2 separate regions of the Homo sapiens genome follow, and region 1 is linked to region 2. A link is a loop called in an ENCODE intact Hi-C map of the cell type or tissue named here. Cell type or tissue: ovary. All regions are shown on one strand. Links, peaks and the distances in the headings refer to the core of each region. The heading gives the core; the rest is flanking DNA. Region 1 holds the start of LOC105372255 (a long non-coding RNA gene). Region 2 overlaps RFX2 (regulatory factor X2).

Region 1 (5,371 bases), core at 276-5,275, 150 kb before region 2:
AACTTGTAGCCATGATGATGAAAACTGGGAAGAATATTTTTTTGTGACAGAGTCTTGCTCTGTCGCCCAGGCTGGAGTGCAGTGGCATGATCTCGGCTCACTACAACCTCCACCTCCCAGTAGCTGGGATTACAGGTGTGCCACCATGCCTGGCTAATTTTTTTTGTATGTTTAATAGAGACAGGGTTTCACCATGTTGCCCAGGTTGGTCTCAAACTCCTGACCTCAAGTGATCCACCCATCTCAACCTCCCAAAGTGCTGGGATTACAGGCGTGAGCCACCGTGCCTGGCCCTGGGCAGACAACTTTTAAAGGGGCTGTCACAGAGAGGGGGAAGAGGGCAGGTTCGGGGAACCAGGGTAGCAAGGAAAGACCTCGCTGAGGAAATGCCACTGGAGAAGAGACACAGTAAAAACCATAATAATGGCCAGGCACAGTGGCTCATGCCTGTAATCTCAGCACTTTGGGAGGCCGAGGTGGGTGAATCACGAGGTCAGGAGTTTGAGACCAGCCTGGCCAACATGGTGAAACCCCCGTCTTTACTAAAAATACAAAAAATTAGCTGGATGTGGTGGCAGGCACCTGTAACCCCAGCTACTCAGGAGACTGAGGCAGGAGAATTGCTTGAACCCGGGAGGCGGAGGTTGCAGTGAGCCAAGATCGCACCACTGCACTCCAGCCCTGGCGACAGTGAGAGACTGTCTCAAAAACAAAAACAAAAACAAAAAAGAGGCCAGGCGCGGTGGCTTATGCCTGTAATCCCAGCACTTTGGGAGGCCGAGGCCGGTGGATCACGAGGTCAGGAGATGGAGACCATCTTGGCTAACACGGTGAAACCCCGTCTCTACTAAAAATACAAAAAATTAGCCAGGTGTGGTGGCGGGCGCCTGTAGTCCCAGCTACTGGGGAGGCTGAGGCAGGAGAATGGCGTGAACCCGGGAGGCGGAGCTTGCAGTGAGCCAAGATTGGGCCACTGCACTCCAGCCTGAGTGACAGAGCAAGACTCCGTCTCAAACAAACAAAACCATAAAAATAATAAATAGTGAATGCTGGTGCAATGCTTTGTGTGTGCCAGAGCTATTCGATGTGTGTAAACTCACTGAATCCATGCAGCAAAGCTGTGAGCTAGCTGCTGTTATATTTTATATATTTACATAAAAATGCTGATATAAAAGAAAATATTTTATATTAAATTTAACATAAAAGGGCCGGGCACGGTGGCTCACACCTGTAATCCCAGCACTTTGGGAGGCCAAGGAGGGCGGATCACAAGGTCAGGAGATCGAGACCATCCTGGCTGACACGGTGAACCCTGTCTCTACCAAAAATACAAAAAATTAGCCGGGCGTGGTGGTGGGCGCCTGTAGTCCCAGCTACTCAGGAGGCTGAGGCAGGAGAATGGCGTGAACCCGGGAGGCAGAGCTTGCAGTGAGCTGAGATCGCGCCACTGCACTCCAGCCTGGGCAACAGAGCAAGACTCCGTCTCAAAAATAAATAAATAAATAAATAAAAGTGTAGCACGCATAAAATTTATCCATAAACAGACGTTTTATATACTGTACATTTATAAAAACTATACTTTAAATGTATATATAATAATACATATTTTTATATGTTTACTTTTTTATTTTTTTAACTTTATTTTTACCGGAGGATCCAGTTTACTATGGGTATTGGAATGACTTTTCTTTTTTTTTTTTTTTTTGAGACAGTCTTGCTCTGCTGTTGCCCAGGCTGGAGTGCAGTGGCACCATCTGGGCTCACTGCCTCTGCCTCCCGGGTTGGAGTGATTCTCCTGCCTCCAGCCTCCCAAGTAGCTGGGATTACAGGCATGCACCACCATGCCTGGCTAATTTTTGTATTTTTCGTAAAGACAGGGTTTCACCATGTTGGCCAGGCTGGTCTCGAACTCCTGACCTCAAGTGATCTGCCTGCCTCGGACACCCAAAGTGCTAGGATTAAGGCGTGAGCCACCGCGCCTGGCCTTTATATATATATATATATTTATATGTAAAGTTTTCATATAGGGAAACAGAGGCACAAAGGCACAAAGTTTTCGTGCAAGAAAACGTAGCTAATGGCTGCTCTGGGATCTGAACCAGGGCCCCTAAGTCTGCAGCTTTTCATTTCTGGCTCTCAGGCAGCCTCAGGGAATCCGTTAAAACAAACATGCGAGTCAGACAAGTGGCAGTCACAGGAGAGTAACACTGCGCAGGCGCAGAAGGGATGTAGTGGCGCGCAGGCGTAGGAGGCGGGGGGAGATGGGGGAGGAAGGCCCTGCAGCGGCGCGCAGGCGCAGAAGCAAGTGGGCCGGAGCGGCGCGCAGGCTTACCGGGGGAAGAAAGGCGCGCAGGCGCAGGACGCGGGGAGGGGCGGGGGAAGAAAGGCCCTGGAGCGCTGCGCTGGCGCAGGAGGTGAAATAAGTGGCGCGCAGGCGCAAGAGGGTGGGTGCAGAAGAGGCGCGCAGGCGCAGGAGGGGCGGGAGGGGCGCGCAGGCGCGGACCGCCTGGCGGTACTTTGAAGAAAGACTTCTCGACGCCGAGACACTGCTGGTGGTACTCGATGTAGGTGAGCAGGTGGCAGCTGTTGGAGCCGGGCGCGATGTTGTTGGCGTACTTGATGGCCGTGCTCGCGACCATGTCGTGCACAGTGAGGAGTGTCTTGTTGCTAACTTAGTCCTTGCTGAGCCGCAGTCGCGCCTCCCCGTCGCGCTCCGTGGTCCGAGTAGCTCAGCCTGCGGACAGGCGGGTCAGCGGCGGCCGGAGACCCCCAGATGGACCTAGAGAGAGGCGAGCAGGTGGCGTGTCAGGGGCAAAACCAGGGAGAGATGGGAGCACAGGCAGGAGCGTGGCACTGAGAGATGGCAGACGGAGGAGGCGTGGTGTATGAAGTGGATTGCCAAGGGAGAAAGATGACCAGCGAGGCACAGAAGGGGATGCAGGGACAGGTGGACAGTGAGACGCACTGACCCAGAGAGGAGTTCAGCAGGAAACCCACCAGCAAGCAGACAGGTCAGCTGTAGGCCCACTGTCCCTGCCGGGCGCCGTCTCCTCCCCAGGGACCAGACACTTCTTTTTTTTTTTTTTTTTCTTTTTTGAGATGGAGTTTCACTCTTGTTTCTCAGGCTGGAGTGCAATGGCATGATCTCAGCTCACTGCGAACTCTGCCTCCTGGGTTTAAGCGATTCTTCTGCCTCAGCCTCCCAAGTACCTGGGATTACAGGCATGCGCCCCCACACCCAGCTAATTTTGTATTTTTAGTAGAGACGGGGTTTCAACATGTTGGTCAGGCTGGTCTCGAACTCCTGACCTCAGGTGATCCACCCACCTCGGCCTCCCAAAGTGCTGGGATTACAGGCATGAGCCACCACGCCCGGCGGGACCAGACACTTCTGACAACTGCTAACCACCTGCACCCCCAAACCCCCATACACCCAGCCGGGCACCCTATGGTGGTGCTCTCCATGCCCGCATCCCATCAGGCAACTTCTGAAGAGATAGATTGAACCCTAAAGGATCCCAACACTGGCTGAACGGCCTTGGCCAGCCCTGAAGCGCTAGATCCCCACTCTCAAACTGGCTTCTCTGGGAACACCACTACCCTCACCCAGGAGCCAAGGAGCCCCAAACTCTGTTTTTCTTTCCTGGGTGTTGAGTGCCTTTCTGTCGTGGACTCTGAATCTGTCCGAGGACATGGTCTTCAAAGTATCTTTGTTTTCCTTGTCACTGTCTGGGGGCATCTAGTTTGCTGGGCTTGGGCAGACAGATCTTCAAACGAAATTACAGTGGGCAGCAGGGGTGGGAGGGTCCAGCAGGGAGGCACAGGATTCCCACCGAGTTATGGGGGTGGCCAGGGAAGGCTTCTCTGAACAATGGGTAGACACTGACCAGGCAAAGGAGGGAGGGAGAAGCATCTTAAAAGAGGTAACAGGCAGCCAGACGTGGGGTCATGCCTGTAATCCCAGCACTTTGGGAGGCCGAGGTGGGCGGATCACGAGGTCAGGAGTTTGAGACCAGCTTGTCCAATATGGTGAAACCGTCTCTACTAAAAAATGCAAAAATTAGCCGGGCGTGGTGGCGCGCACTTGGAGTCCCAGCTACTCTGGAGGCTGAAGCAGGAGAATTGCTTGAACCCAGGAGGCGGAGGTTGCAGTGAGCCGAGATCGCGGCACTGTACTCCAGCCTGGGTGACATAGTGAGACTCCATCTCAAAAAAAAAAAAAAAAAAAGAGAGATAACAGGCTGGGTGCGGTGGCTCATGCCTGTAATCTCAGCACTTTGGGAGGCCAAGGTGGGCGGATCACTTGAGGCCTGGCCAACGTGGTGAAACCCCATCTCTACTAAAAATACAAAAATTAGCCAGGCATCGTGTCGGGCACCTGTAATCCCAGCTACTCGGGAGGCTGAGGCAGGAGAATCATTTCAGCCTGGGAGGTGGAGGTTGCAGTGAACAGAGATCGCACCTCTGTACTCCAGCCTGGGGAACAGAGGGAGACTCTGTCTCCAAAAAAAAAAAAAAAAAAAAAAAAAAAAAAAGGGGGGGGTTGGGGGCTGGAGTGAAGAGAAGGAGGAGCATAGAAGGAAATGAACCTACCACACACATTCCCCACCTGGTGTGCAGCCTAGTTCATCCCCAGGAGGAGCTGAGGTATGTGGGCTCCCAGTCCCTCCCTCCCATCCACAACATATTTTCATGCCCCTGTCATTGGGAAGGCAGTGCCCACTCTGGGCTCTACCTTCTTTTTTTTTTTTTTTTTTTTTTTTTTTTTGAGACAGAGTCTCGCTCTGTCGCCTAGGCTGGAGTACAGTGGCGTGATCTCGGCTCACTGCAAGCTCCGCCTCCCGGGTTCACTCCATTCTCCTGCCTCAGCCTCCCGAGTAGCTGGGACTACAGGCGCCCGCCACCATGCCCGGCTAATTTTTTGTATTTTTAGTAGAGATGGGGTTTCACTGTGTTAGCCAGGATGGTGTCAACCTCCTGACCTCGTGATCCACCCGCCTCAGCCTCCCAAAGTGCTGGGATTACAGGCATGAGCCACCATGCCCGGCCTCTGGACTCTACCTTTTTTTTTTTTGAGACAGAGTCTAGCTCTGTCGCCCAGGCTGGAGTGCAGTGGCGCAATCTTGGCTCACTGCAAGCTCCGCCTCCCGGGTTCACACCATTCTCCTGCCTCAGCCTCCCAAGTAGCTGGGACTACAAGCGCCCGCCACCATGCCCGGCTAATTTTTTGTATTTTTAGTAGAGACAGGGTTTCACCGTGTTAGCCAGGATGGTCTCAACCTCCTGACCTCGTGATCCACCCACCTCAGCCTCCTAAAGTGCTGGGATTAAAGGCATGAGCCACCATGCCCGGCCTCTGGACTCTACCTTT
Region 2 (5,371 bases), core at 266-5,265:
CAATGTGCATTGTTAATTTATCACAATTTATAGAGTTAACATGTTACTACTTTAGGTAAAATAAAAGAACCTTGAATGTATAACTTAATTTGTCCCCATCCTCTGTGTTACAACTGTCATGGAGAACATCTACATATGATATAAACCCCACAATGGAGTGTTATAAAGTTTTTGTTAAATAGTTTTATGTATTTAAAATAAATTAAGAGAAGAAAAGGAAAAATATAAAATATATAAAAATACGGTTTTTTATAATTACCTGCGTATTTATCATTTTAAGTGATATTTACTCCTAATAGATCCAAATTTACCATCTGGTATTAATTCCTTTCATTCTGAAGAACTTCCATTAGCATTTCTCATGGTAGGCAGAAAATTTTATCAGGTTTTGTTTATGCAAAAAATGTCTTTATTCCACCTTCAGTTTTTAAGAATAGTTTTGCTGGAGATAGAATTCTGGGCTGATAGGGTTTTCCCCCCCAGCATATTAAAAATGTCACTCCATTGTCTTCTGGTTGCCATTGTTATTGATGAGAAGCCAGTCATCATCTGTGCCCTTGTTCTCCGAATATAATATGTAGTTTTTCTCTGACTGCTTCTTTTAACAGTTTAACCATGACATACCTATCTTGGCTTTCTTTGTATTCTTTTTAGGGTTTGTTGAGATTTTTGGACCTCTAAGTTGATATCCATCACCCAATGTAGAGGTGTTTGGCCATTTTTCAATATTTTTTTCTCTTACATTCTCTTTTTCTCTTCTGGGACTCTCGTTACATATATATTAGACAGTTTGTTCTATTCATGTTTCTTCATATATTTTCTCTTCATTCTTCAGATTGGGTAAATGCTTTTTATCTATTGTTAAGTTCACTAACTCTTTCCATTATCTTTAACCAGCTGTTGAGTGCATCCAGTTAAGTTTTTGTTTCAGTTATTGCTCTAGAATTTCTATTTGGTTCTCCTTTTATACTTTGTTTCTTGATTGAGATTCCCATATGTTCATTCATTATGTATATAACTTCCTTTAAGTTCTTGAAGTTATTTTTAGTAGCTGCTTTAGTCCTTGAATGCTATCTGTATCATCTGGGTTATCTTGCGTTTGGTTATAATTAACTGCTTTTCTTTTTTCTTTTTATTTGTTACTCTTTCTTTTGAGTGTATGTTACACTTTCCTGTTTCTTTTCATAGCTCATGGTTTTTACTGGGTCCTGGACATCATTAATGATGTATTGTAGAATCTGTAGGTTCATCTGAGTTCCCCTGAAGGCAAGTGACTTGGCTAGATTCAAACTCTCCCTCCTGCAACAGGCAGCAGCTGAAATCTTCACTTAATTTTTTTATCTTTGCACTGCTGGTTTTTCCCCAAGACCCCTGGTATCTCCCCCACACCTTTGTGGTGTAGTTGCTTAGCCAAAGATTCAGGTGTATTTTGTAGGAAGATTTGAGGGCTCACCCCTTCTGTGGCTCTCTCTCTTCCAGAATCTCCACACCCCAGCATTCAGAACTCTGTCCTCTGACCCTTCAGGATAACGAGGCTGATGCTTTCTGGCACCCAAGCATTTGTGGACTGGGGCATGCCCACAGGCAAAAAGCCACAGACTCATTGGTCTGACCTATAAGACAACACATGGTAAATAGTGTGTTAAATTAGGGGAACAGGCTGGGCACGGTGGCTTATGCCTGTAATCCCAGCACTTTGGGAGGCTGAGGCAGGCAGATCACATGAGGCCAGGAGTTTGAGACCAGCCTGACCAACATGGTGAAGCCCCGTTTCTATAAAAATACAAAAATTAGCCAGGCATGATGGTGGGTGCCTGTAATCTCGTCTATTCAGGGGACTGAGGTGGGAGAATCACTTGAACCCAGGAGGCAGAGCCAAGATCATGCCATTGCACTCCAGCCTGGGTGACAGAGCAAGACTTCGTCTCAAAAAACAATAATAATAATTAATAAAAATAAATTAGGGGAACACATTCATGTGTAAATGCCTGTGATGTGGAACAACTTGCTTTCTGGAAGGTGCATTCTGGCCATGGTGGACAGACCACGGTCTCGCCATTTATCCCCAACACTCTCATGGCCTCTTCTTACTTAAATAAGGTCTGGAGTTTGGAGCAAAATTATTTCCACCTGCGGAACAAGGAACTGGTCTTAGTCAAGTCAGCATTCTGACTTTATCACTGGTGGACTCCTTTCACAAAGAGTTCTAGTCAAATTATCTCCTAGTATCACTGATGCTACCCGCTTGGCTTCAGACGGGAACAGCATGGTGGATGGTGTGCAAATGACTGATTTAAACATTTAAAGGAAACTGTAAATACAAGCAGCTTGTAACAGAAAAATTCCAAAGGTCAGTTCTGTCAAAGACAGAGAGTGAGTTGAGGACTCAGGAAATACACTATGGGAAATTTACAATCTTTTGAAAGAGTAGAAGGTAGGAGGTGCGGGCTGTGTAAGGTTTAGTTAACGCCCCAGCCAATCACCGTGTGGCTCTGGGGCCATCTAGTGGTGAGAAGTGAGTCAGGCTCACACAGAACAGAAAAATCCCCAGGCACTGGCCGTGGGGCTCTGGGTGGCATCGAAGGCGTTTGGGAGGGGACGGGGGCGGGGGCCGGGGAGCGGTGGTGGTCGGGGAATAGTCCCCAACAATACAGATGGGATTAATCCAGCACACTCGAATTCAAACACACATATCCCTTTCTGCTTTCCTTAGGTAAATTAATTTATTGTAAGTTTGACTTTTCATTTTTAAAAAGCTTAAAATTTTTTTCACTCATTATAAGAGATAAAACCTCTGGGGGTGATAGAGAAACGTAAAAGTTCTAGCAAATGTCTATTGTGTTCTGACGATGTCGTGGGCACCGCGATGTATGTCTGAGGTTCAGTCCTCACCACCCCCAGCAGGCAGGAGCCATGGAGACCCCACACTGGGAGGGTGACATGCTCAAAGCTGGTGCCAGGACGGGGGACTGGTGTGCCTGATCACAAAGCCACCTCCCTACCTAAGTGTGTGTACTTAACTATGTCTCAAATGCTCAACATAGCCGATTGTTTATTTAAAAGTGAAGACTGTTCGACTTTTAGCATTTTCATGGAACAAATTTGTATCATCTGCCACGATATTAAATGAGTGGTTTTATATAGAATTGTAAAACTACCTATTTGAAAGATGTATGCCTCTGACAGCAAAGAAATATATGTTTATACTTTCTTGTGGGCAAAGATGGCTTTGAACAGAAGGCAGTTTTTACTTACTGCCAAAATTCGTGAGGACTTTTATCCAGCCCAGGATAAAATGTACTGTTTCTTTGCTCCCTCTGCAGGTCACCTTTTCTCTCCCTAGCCAGTGGTTCTCACACTGCCCTCCAGGGGTCACTTGGCAATATCTGAACACATTTGTGATTGCCACAGCTTGGGGAGGGGGCGCTCCTGGCATGGAATGGGTGGAGGCCAGGGGTGCTGCTCAGCACCCTGCCGTGCCCAGAATGGGCCTCCAACAGCAAAGAAGTATCCAGCTCAAATGTCAACGGTGCCACAGTGGGGAAACCCAGCCTTAGAGTTTCTCCCGTTGTCGTTTGGGGTGCAGTAGCTTCCCAAATGGCAGTCACCCACCCAGAGCTTTTGATTTCTGGGTAAATGAGGAAACAATTGAGCCCTTCAAAATAGTTCAACCTGCTCAGACTTGGGCACAGAGCCAGTGTCCCGGCCTTCTGTTGAGGAATTCCTGCCATTGTGCGCTGACAGAGCCCTTTTTGGGTTTTATATTTGGAAAACTTTCTCTGGCCCCTCTCTCCTTCTGTGGGACAGTTGTGCAGCCTGTTTCCGCAGCTCCTCACTTAGGCAGTACCACCAGGGTCTCTGCCTTTCGACTTTGAAGAATGTAGCTGGTTACTCCTTCCCTCCCTTGAACTTGTTAGTTGCCTCTTCGGATTTCAGTGCTTGCAGCCCTTGCCCACCCAATCTCTCTCCGCCTTTCTTTAGACCTGAGCATGCAGAATTCCGAGGGTGGAGCGGATTCGCCAGCGTCCGTGGCTCTGCGTCCCTCGGCGGCAGCCCCGCCTGTGCCAGCCTCCCCGCAGGTAACGCGCGCCTCTCAGCAACAACAGGGTGGCCACAGTGTGGACGCGATCTCTATGGGTTTGAAAGCTGCTCAGATCTGCAAAGAGAGGAATCTGTATTTTTCTGAATGGACTTCTCAGTCCCAGTGCTGCTGCTGTTGAAATAGGCACAATTTCCTTAACTGTATTTGGCTTTTTCAATATTTGTTAAAAAGATCCCATCAAGGAAACAATGACATGAATGGAAAAGAAACCACTCTCCCAAATCTGACTTGATCTCTTCTTAGCTTTCAGTGGAGGTTTTCTTGTACTTGGAAATGACCCTTTTACACAGAAATGCTTTATTAAGAATTAAGAAGTAAGGCCGGGTGCAGTGGCTCACACAGGTAATCCCAGCACTTTGGGAGACTGAGACTGGCAGATTACTTGAGGCCAGGAGTTTGAGACCAACCTAGGCAACATAGCCAGACCCTTTCTCTAAAAAAAAAAAAAAAAAATTAGCCAAGCGTGGTGGGCTGCACCTGTAGTCCCAGTTCCTTAGGAGGCTGAGATGGGAGGATCACCTGAGCCTGGGAGGTTGAGGCTGCAGTAAGCCATGATTGTGACACTACACTCCAGCCTGGGTGACAGAGACCTTGTCTTTAAGAAATAAAAAATAAAAAATTTAGCCAGGCATAGTGGTGCACGTCCTGTGGTCCCAGCTACTCAGGAGGCTATGGTGGAAGGATTGCTTGAGCCCAGTGGTTTGAGGCTGCAGTGAGCTGTAATCATACCACTGCTCTCCAACCTAAGTGACAAAAAAAAAAAAAAAAAAAAAAAAAAGGCAAAAAGGCAAAAGATGAGTTAGAATTTTTTTTTTTTTTTGGGGGGGGACGGAGTCTCGCTCTGTCGCCCAGGCTGGAGTGCAGTGGCACGATCTCCCAGGTTCAAGTGATTCTCCTGTCTTAGCCTCCCGAGTAGCTGGGATTACAGGCGTGTACTACCACGCCCGGCTAATTTTTGTATTTTTAGTAGAGACGAGGTTTCACCATGTTGGCCAGGCTGGTCTCGAACTCCTGACCTCAGGTGATCTGCCCGCCTCAGCCTCCCAAAGTGCTGGGATTACAGGCGTGAGCCACCACGCCCAGCCTAGATGAGTTAGAATTCTTAAGATTTTGTTCAAAATAGAATCTAGCACCTGAATGAACATATTCTTTAAAATTCGCAGAGAGAGAATTTTCACATTCAGGCTTTCTCTGCTCCTGGATTTCTACCGTGGAATGAAATAAGCCATAAAGAAGACAGAAATACAAAGCGAATGGCACCGGCCACAT

What was found. A loop is a pair of places that touch in the nucleus more often than their neighbours do. Peaks named below come from ENCODE experiments on the same cell type or tissue, not always from the same donor. Only the 100,000 strongest peaks of a DNase experiment are listed, where the experiment ranks them.
Region 1: a loop joins it to region 2, with 2.2 times the contacts of the local background. A loop is called at or near these places in 5 of 110 quality-filtered maps.

The regions. Positions count from the first base shown.
Region 1 is chr19:6,196,673-6,202,043 of GRCh38, reverse strand. LOC105372255 (a long non-coding RNA gene) reads left to right here and starts at 2,520. Exons shown (of 4, transcript NR_187772.1): 1 at 2,520-2,568. RefSeq lists a silencer at 2,274-2,603 and enhancers at 2,117-2,719, 2,720-3,323. In ovary, for the core only: a CTCF peak has its summit at 2,512; a DNase peak (open chromatin) is centred at 2,273; H3K4me3 peaks cover 943 bases.
Region 2 is chr19:6,046,115-6,051,485 of GRCh38, reverse strand. It overlaps RFX2 (regulatory factor X2), which reads left to right. Exons shown (of 18, transcript NM_000635.4): 2 at 3,982-4,079. The coding sequence starts at 3,990. Among named protein-coding and RNA genes, the nearest start is that of RFX2-AS1, 14 kb to the left of the region's middle. RefSeq lists a silencer at 2,461-2,580. In ovary, for the core only: CTCF peaks have their summits at 2,453 (motif pointing left) and 3,397; a DNase peak (open chromatin) is centred at 2,515.